Linked DNA regions of Mus musculus: region 2 is linked to region 1. A link is a contact called in ENCODE Hi-C or POLR2A ChIA-PET data. All regions are on one chromosome and are shown on one strand. The core of a region is the stretch at or near the end of the contact, and the rest is flanking DNA. Distances in the headings are between cores, read along the strand shown.

Region 1 (4,282 bases), core at 1,310-3,809:
CTCGGTCTTTAAAATAAATAAACCACACTTTTAAACATCTAGGGCTGCTCTGAACGTTATACATTTAAAATAAAAAGGGAAAAGAAAGCGTAAAGAAGCTTACAATACCAAGCTTTCCAGAAAACTCAGGTAAGAGAAATAAACATTTAAATCAGACAACATCCAAAAACACTCCACACCTTCACTTCTGAGAGCAAAGTCTCAGTCCTAAGTTCAAAACCAAGTGACACAGCTCAGAAAGAAACACAAGAGCCACCTTCTGCTGAGGATGCAGAGGAGGCCGGAGTTCAGTGCTAAGTGGCTCTCGGCTGGACTTCTCCCTCCAAGGATCCCCCTCCAAGTACACACACAATCAGGCTTCAATCTCAGAGCTACAAATGAGCCCAAGTTCAGCTTTGGGGAACAGTCCCTTCGGGAGTGACTCAGAGCCAGGGAAAAGAAAGAGAAATGGACCTGTTTGGATCTGAGCAAGTGAGACCCAGCCTTCATTGCTAAGTCAAGAGCCCCTGTGCCAGGGCCAAACAATGTCCCCCAACTTTCTAAAGAAAACCCCAGCCCTATCAGCCACAGGATTCCTGAAAACTGCAACAGCTGCAAGCTCAGGACGAGAGCCGTTCGGGCAGACAACGCATGGCTCCACAGAACCACTGACAGCCAACATGGCCGGGAAAAACACGGGGAGCACAGCTGCCAGCTGCCCTGTCACCTCTGGAGGACTTCAGCCCAGCCTCCTACAGCACAGGAGACCAAGGCGGGCGACCAGTGCCCAGACCCTGGGGACTAGATTAACTCCATCTCGCCGTGGACTTTTGCCTGAGACAAAGGCCATCTTATACAGGCATTGTGAGGGCTGGCTGCAGTGGGGTGGGGCTCAGTGGCCAAGCACCTGCCTGGCATGCACAAGCTCCAGGCTCCATCCCTAGTACTGTGTGGGTGGGAGAGGACCCAAGACATTTGTTCTAGACACTTCTACTCTGAATTCACTGCCCTGTTAAAAACCAGTCCCCATCTCCTACAGAGCAACCCGGACCTGATGCGTCTGAGCTTCACTCACACAGGGGTCTGGCAGCCCAGGTTGGGAGACAGCAAGCTCCTGCTCGTGGATGAAACTAACCGCAGCTGAGGAGACCACAGAGAGGTGACAGCTGGCTGGCCTGAAGAACTTAACTTTCCTTGGGCCCTGCCTTTCTTGTTGACAGTTGCCTCGCATGCAAGAGGGAAGTGAGGTGGCAAAGTGTATGTATGTAAGAAAAAAGAAGAAGAAAAACCCAAAAAGCTAACCGAAGTCTCAGAGGCAAACGTCAGTGAAAAGATAAGACGCCACAGAAACCCATTCAGGAACCACAACCACTTCTTAGAGGAAGACATTAAAAAGAAGCCACAACTCAAGGTTCAAAGAGAGCTGAAAGAAAAACCGACGGAAGCCCCGACGACCTCACCTTGTTCACCTTGGACAGGGGAAGCTGAGTTAAGAGTTTAAACTTCAAAAGGCTCAGACTGTGGAGCAGCTGGGCAGGAGGCCCGGATGTGGCCTCTGACTACCAAGGACATGGTGTGGGACCTCAATGGCCCTTGGCACTGGTGAGCCTTTCTCTCACAAGAAACCTGGGTTCTTGGCTCCAGGGCTGCTGCCGGCCTCCAAAGGCCCAAATGCACACCGACTCCATCATCCACAACTCCGGGCTGCAGCTGAGAGGGATGGATACTAAAGAAATGAACTCCATCTGCTAGTCACCATGGCCCCCAACCACCCAGCCTTCAGCTTCCACGAGAACCACGTGCTTTACCAGTCCTCAAACATTCGGGCCACAGCTGGCATTTCTGAGTGGACAGTCAAGCTGCCCTTCCTGCCCAGCAAGCTGACATTATCATCCTAAGACCAGATCCCACCTCAGTGAGCTTGGGTTCTCCCCGATGGTGGATCACCACTGACAGCATACCCGCAGACCCGCTGAGGCTGCAAAGCCCCTGTCAAGAGCCAGGCTCTCCAGACAGACACGCTTAGCAGCGTGCACAACCCCCACGATCGCACACGCAGACACGGGTTCCTGTACATCGTACCCCTGCCATGCACGCCCGGGGACACCTGACCCAGACAGGCAGGTGGCAGGGCCCACCTGCGCCCAGGTTCCAGGTCGGTGCAAGTGGACATATCGTTGAGTGTTATGTCACCTAAGAACCGGGATTGACAGGACAAAGGCCTTCTCGTGTCCCCAGCCTGGGCCGTGACACCGAACACACAAAGGGGGCCGCGCGCTGACGCAGGCCTCCGGGTCCCTTAGTAGGTCATCTCCAGGCTGGCCGGTAAAGGACCCCAGCCGCGCTGCCCCACCGCGCGCGCTTGCGCTCACCTTGTGGCAAGCCGAGCAGGTGGGCAGCGCGCCGCTGGGCCCGGGCGCGCTCTTGCCACCGCCACCACCGCCGCCGCCGCCGCCACCGCCGCTGTTCAGGCTGCTCTGGATCTGTGTGAGCTCCTGGCGCAGCACCTGCTTCTGGTGGAAGCTGAAGGCCGGGTGGTTAGAGGCCATGGTGAAGAGCAGGAGGAACTCATCGCCCGTGCGACCCTCGTTGAGCTGCAGCCCGTAGTTGTGGATGATGGAGTCGGTGTGCGTGAGCGTGCGGTACAAGACGCCCGCCGCCTCGCGCTGCTCCGAGCCCAGCAGGGCCAGCGACACCAGCAGCTTGCTGCGCACCACCTCGTCCGTCAGGTTGGTGAGGCTGCCCAGGTCGGCCGGGTTGTTGGCCTTGATCTCCGAGTCGCGCAGCGAATGGTAGTCCTTGCGTGCCAAGTCCTCCAGGCACGAGCCGAGGAAGCGCAACTCGAGCGGGATGCACAGGTCCAGCAGGCCGCACAGGAACTCCACACGCTGCGGCGACGGCAGTTCAGAGAACCAGCGGTACACGCCGTCCCTCTGCAACGGGCAACGCTTCTCCACCATGCTGCCGCCCGCGCCGCGCCCGCCGCCGCCGCCGCCGCCGCCGCCGGGCCCGGGAGCAGCGCGCGGGCGGCCGGGGGGCGCGCAGGGCCGCGGCCGGGCGCCGGGCGAGGCCGCGCGCGCGCGAACGGGGCGCGGGCCGGGCGCGCGCGGGCCGGGGGAGCCGCCCGCCAGGGGCCCCGCGGCGGCCGGAGCCGGGGCCGCGGCCCGGGCGGCCGGGGACGGCGAGCGGCCTCGGGGCCGCCGCTCACGGGGAGGCGCCCTGCCCGCGCCCGTCCCCAGCGGCGGCCGGTGCGCGGCAGCGGCGGCGGCCGCTCCTCGTCGTCGTCGTCGTCGCCCGGGAGGCGGCCGCCCCCATCTCCCCGCGCGCCGCAGGGTCTGTCAGTGCGGGCCGCCCCCCGACGGAGCCGCCCCGGCCATGCCGCCTCCTGTGCTTGCGCCCAGGCCGGCCGTTACCCGCTGCGAGGCTGGGCGCGGCGCCCGGACGGGCCTGGCGCGGCGGAGGGATCCAGCGGGACCCGCGGACGGATCGCGGCCCGGGCCGTCGGAGCTGAGCAGAGCGCGCTCGCGAGCACGGGCAGCCGCGGCCAGCGGAGTGGGCGGGGTGGCCGCCTCTCGCGACAGCCCGGGCTGTCCGAGCCCGCCCCCCCACGCCAATTGGCCAGGCCGCCTGTCCTGCGCGACGGCTCGTTTCGGCAGCTCCGTAGGATTGGTCGAAGTCTAGGCGCCGCCTCAGAGATGGACTGTCGATCACGTCGGGTCCGCCTGTGCCCGCCCCCTGCGGACCGGCGCTAGGGGATTGGTCGGTGGGAATCGGCGTGGTGGAAAACTCGGGATGGAATTTTAGGCGCTTTTGTTCCCTCAGATTAGCCCGGAGCCTTGTTTTTTGGGCAAAGCCGGGCGTTGGGCCTCGGTGCTTTATTCATGAACGTGACGGCAAGGAGGCGGCGATGGGCCCAGAAGCACCACCGGCTCCGGACTTCCCTCTGATCTGCCCACCCGAGCTGTGTGACCTTGGGCGAATCGTGATTTCTCTCCGAGCCCCTTGCGCCTCCCGGGGAAGATGCGGGTAATAATACCCTCCCGGGGGGCTGCTGAGAGCTCACAGTGGGCGAGCACCTGCGTTTTTGAGGTGGCGGGACCGCCTAGGGCGAGGATGATGGGAGGAGCAAGCCTTCTTCCCTCCCCCACCCCAAGATCTACTTGCCAGGTCTGTCAGCTCGTTCTGTCAGCGGGCATCTCGGGCCCTGGAACCGAGAAAATGCAAACCCGCGGGCAGAGGCAGGGCTAAAGGACTGCCACCACCCTGGCTTTTGCTTGGCACCGGGATGCAATTGGGGGAAGGA
Region 2 (4,282 bases), core at 532-3,031, 73 kb before region 1:
ATCCTGGTCTTAGCAATGACCTACCCAGGCCCCCTAGAGTTCCCCCAAAATCAGCACAGGCCCAGCAGACCAATGGAGAGCACTCTGGAGTGTGCCCGGGTGTCAAAGGTGCACACGCTAACCATCAGGTGAACACCAGTCAAAGAAAGCCTTGCTGCACAGACCAACAACCTGAGCTCCATGCCCTGAACCCAGAGAGGAGAGGTCCTCAACCTGTGCGGTGAGAACCTGAGGACCCATTAGCGGTTCACCTAAGACCACTGGCAAACACAGACGTTTACATTACAGTTCTTAACAGCAGCAAAATTACAGTTATGAAGTAGCGACAAAATAACTGTATGGCTGGGGGTCACCACAGCATGAGGTGTATTAAAGGGTTGTGGCAATAGGAAGGTTGAGGACCACTGCCAGAGAAGAAACAGATGTCCTCTAACCTCCAAAGACATGCATGCCCCTCTCTCTCTCTCTCTCTCTCTCTCTCTCTCTCTCACACACACACACAATAACAATAAACAGAGTAACAGAGTAATTTGTAAAAAAGAAAGAACAGTGCTCAGACAGAAGCTGAAAACAAACATCACCCATCCTGTGCGACTAAAGGTTACTACTGAGGATCTTATACAAGAAAACAAGACAAAAGACAAACAGGACGTTACATTGGGCCAACAGACATACCAGTCATGTTCAGGACTGAAGGCTTTGCATACTTATTATAAAAGCCCCTACCCAAGTCACAATCCCACTCAGACGTGGGGTAAGATTACCCCAACTTCCCACAGTGCGAAGGTAAGGGGAGACAAGCCAGAACCCTGATGTCAACCGTGAAATTACACAAGAACCCTGCAGCAGGGAGGACCTGGGGAAACCGCTTCCTCACACAGCCTGCCATCCCACAATCCCACTTGGAGAAGTGCAGGCTCACGAAGATGAACCACCCCAGAGGTTTTCACAAGATAGATGTAAATCCCCTGCATTTCTACAAAATGCACAAAGCAGTCTCCGGCGTGCTGTGGCCAGAAGACAGAAAAGGCTGAAGCCCACACACAGTCAGAGCACTAGCCTGTGTGACATGCAGGCAGTGGAATCCCTGATGTTCCCTTCACGGAACAGCAAGCCTCCAGGACACACACACACACACACACACACACACCAACAAGCCATTCAGGCTGAGTACCGTGATGTATGTACACGGACGTAAGGCCTTCAAATGGGACTGTGGCCGCTTTGCGTCCTCATTATTCCTGCACCGGGAGGGTGGGCTGTAGGTTTGGTTTAGGGGGACGGGGTCTGACATTTTTAAAAACAGGATCTCACTCTGCAGCCCTGGCCTGCTAGCTGTCTGGTTTTCTCACTCTGCAGCAGGCCTGGTTTGGAACTCCACACCATGCTCCTGCCTCGGCCAAGTGTCCGTACTAGGGGATGCACCCGCTCACCCTCGCGGCAGCGCCGTCTCCAGATGGTGTCCGTGTGCAAGATTCGGCGGAACCTGCTGCAGACCTGAGCCAGGCTGGGCAGGTCGGTGCCGGGCAGCGACGCGAAGATCTCCACGAGCAGCTCAGGCGGGAGCTCCAGCAGAGAGCAACGCGCCGGCCCCGCCTCGATGCGCTCCTCCTCGGGGTCCGTGTCCGCCTCACTGTCCGCCGCCGCAGTCTCGGCCGGGCCGCGGCGCTGCTGGCGGCGGCGGCACCCACGCGCGGGGCCCACGCCGCAGAGCCGAGCACACACCGCCATGCCCGTCACCACCGCGGAGGCGCGCACGCGGACGCGCACGCACAGCGCTCTGCGCAGGCGGCCAGGCAGCCGTAGTCCCGCTTGCAGGCTCCTCAAGCTCCACCCCAAGCGTGACCACGCCCTCCGACCCCAACCCCTCACACGCCCCCATGAAGACTCGCCCCGCCCCTAGACGCTCCCACCCTTCCAAGCCCCACCCAGACGCTTCGCCCCGCCCCTTGAGCAGTAGGCCCCGCCCTACGTGTTAGGTCCACGCCCTTGTATGGAGCCACACCCTATTTCCAGGCTCCGCCCCCAAAACGTTTGGCTAGAAACTTAGGACGCCCAGCTGCTCACTAAAAGAGGGTCGCCGGGTTCAGCTCCGGAAAGCCCCGCTCCTAGCATGACCACACCCCTCCCACAAGTCCCACCTCTGACCCCGTTTACAGGGTAGAACGAAGGGGTTTTACCTTAAGCAAGAAAACAATGCAGGATGCCCCGTGTGAGGATCGAACTCACGACCTTCAGATTATGAGACTGACGCGCTACCTACTGCGCTAACGAGGCTCCTTAGCAGCAAGCTCGCTGCCAGGGCCTTTGCACAGGTGGTGGCCTCGCCATGAACAAAATCTGGCAAGGGAAACCATAAACCAAAGCTACCGTCGCCTAGCAACACTACATCTAAACTAACTTGCCAAGATTACCTTGGTTGCAAAAGGAAAGGTCTGGTGCTCAGTGAGGTGGGAGTTCCTGGTGTCCCCAAACCTGCTCTCCAGCTCACATTGCCCCGCGCAGCACAAGGCGTCTAGAAACTTCCCTCTCAGGAAAAGAGTAGTCTGGGGTATCCTCCGCAGCTCTGCCCTTAATGACCCTATATAACAATATCGCCTATTTTTTATTATTAAAATTAACCGTTTGCGTGGCGGTCTCTCATCCCAACTTGGGGCTAGGGGATCAAGGCAGGAGGATCAGAATTACAAGGTCACTCTTGGCTACTTAGTGACTTTACGGCCAGCCTGGGCTACGTGAGACCCTGTGCCTCCTAGCAGTCCGCTCAGTAAATTATCCCAACAAGCAAACAGATATTACCTAATGCATTCGTTGATTGATTAACAATAGCATTAAGCAAAGGCTCCACTTGGTGGCCTGTAATCCTAGACCTTAGGGAGATGAGTCAGGAGGGTGGGGACTTTTCAGGACAACCTGAGCTATGCGGCAAGATTTCATGTAAAAAACAAAACAAAACAAAACAAAAAAGACTTAAATTACCTGATAATATTAACATCGTGTAAAAGTGTAGCTGAGCACACGCTGCCTCTTGTCCCCGTGTGTTAATGCCCACGGGGGAGGGTAAGCTCTTTGTGGGCATGTGGCTGAGACCCTAGACTGTCTGCTCCAAGATGAACCCTTCTGGTCTATCATTCATGGGCTGTCAATCAGCCTTCACTGAACAACTGTGAGAGGGGTGTGTGTGTGTGTGTGTGTGTGTGTGTGTGTGTAGATGCTGTAAACAAAATGCTGGCGAGTTCCGCATTGCTCATTCACTGTAAGCTATTCCCTGACCTCCTGGCCTCTCTGACTGCCCAGGTCACATTTCTCACATTCTAGCCCTGGCTTCTGTCTCACCTCCATTTGGTCCATCACCTCACTGGATTGGGGACGGGAGGGAGCGGGAGTGTGCCCTGAAGAACACAGTTCCCAATCTGTGGGGACCTCACACCCTTCTCCCCAGCTTCAAAACCACTCCTTCTAAGAAGCGTCCCATGTTGTCCCTCCGGGGACTATGCCAGAGCAAAGGTTATGGCTTATTATAAACACCAGTTGGATGTGGCAAGCAGCAGGTTGGGGGAGGGGGGTTTACTCTCCAAGCGAGCCTGTAAAATAAAAACAAACAAGGTGTCATGCTGAAGAATGAGGAACCTGAGGCCGAGAGGGAACAGAAGGTACTGGTGGTTGCATCAGCAACCTTTGCAGCTGGCAGAGGAGGCTGGGCACTACAGCGCTGGGCGTGCTTCCATTCCAAAGCGTGACACTTGCTCTGTTTACATCTTGGTCTATTGCAAATCAAAAACAAAGCCAGCCTCCGTGATGTGACGGCAAGCTCCAGTAATCCTAGCCCCATGGAGGAGAGAAGGTTAACATTAAAGTATAGGCTTAGCTAAGTTGAAAAGACTGAAAAGCAAACACTGTGTGAGCCTCCAGCTTGTCCAGGCTCTATCCCAGCAACCATTCCCCTTCGTTTTCCCAGACATTGAACACTATTCTTTCTGTTTGGTTGGTTGGCTTGGTTTTTGTGTGTTTGTTTTTCAAGACAGGGTTTCAGTGTAGCCCTGGCTGGCCTGGAACTCACACTATAGACTAGGCTGGCCTCCAAGTCAGTGATCCACCAGCCTCTGCCTCCAGAGTGCTGGGATTAAAGACGTGCGCCAGCACTGCCCAGGAAAGAGCATTCTTAAATTGTCTTCTCTTGTAAAATGTGCCATTTTAGCAAGATAGTTGGTCTTAGCCAGGTGTTGTGGCACACACCTTTAATCCCAGCACTCAGGAGGCCAGGGCAGGCAGATCTCTGTGA

What was found. Hi-C counts contacts between places; a loop is a spot of excess contacts on that map. ChIA-PET counts read pairs that join two places held with the same protein, here RNA polymerase II (POLR2A).
Region 2: a map of mouse trophoblast stem cell shows a loop between it and region 1 (2.2-fold over the local background). The contact joins the promoter of Fbxo31 here to the promoter of Zcchc14 in region 1. A Hi-C loop is called at or near these places in 1 of 37 maps with a recorded cell type or tissue (mouse trophoblast stem cell). POLR2A ChIA-PET finds 5 or more read pairs at or near these places in 3 of 5 experiments (Patski and embryonic stem cell).

Annotation. Positions count from the first base shown.
Region 1 is chr8:121,649,374-121,653,655 of GRCm38, forward strand. Zcchc14 (zinc finger, CCHC domain containing 14) reads right to left here and starts at 2,560. Exons shown (of 13, transcript NM_080855.2): 1 at 2,352-2,560. The coding sequence starts at 2,528.
Region 2 is chr8:121,577,025-121,581,306 of GRCm38, forward strand. It overlaps Fbxo31 (F-box protein 31), which reads right to left and starts at 1,782. Exons shown (of 9, transcript NM_133765.4): 1 at 1,434-1,782. The coding sequence starts at 1,731. n-TMcat17 (a tRNA gene) reads right to left here and starts at 2,277; the gene lies at 2,205-2,277.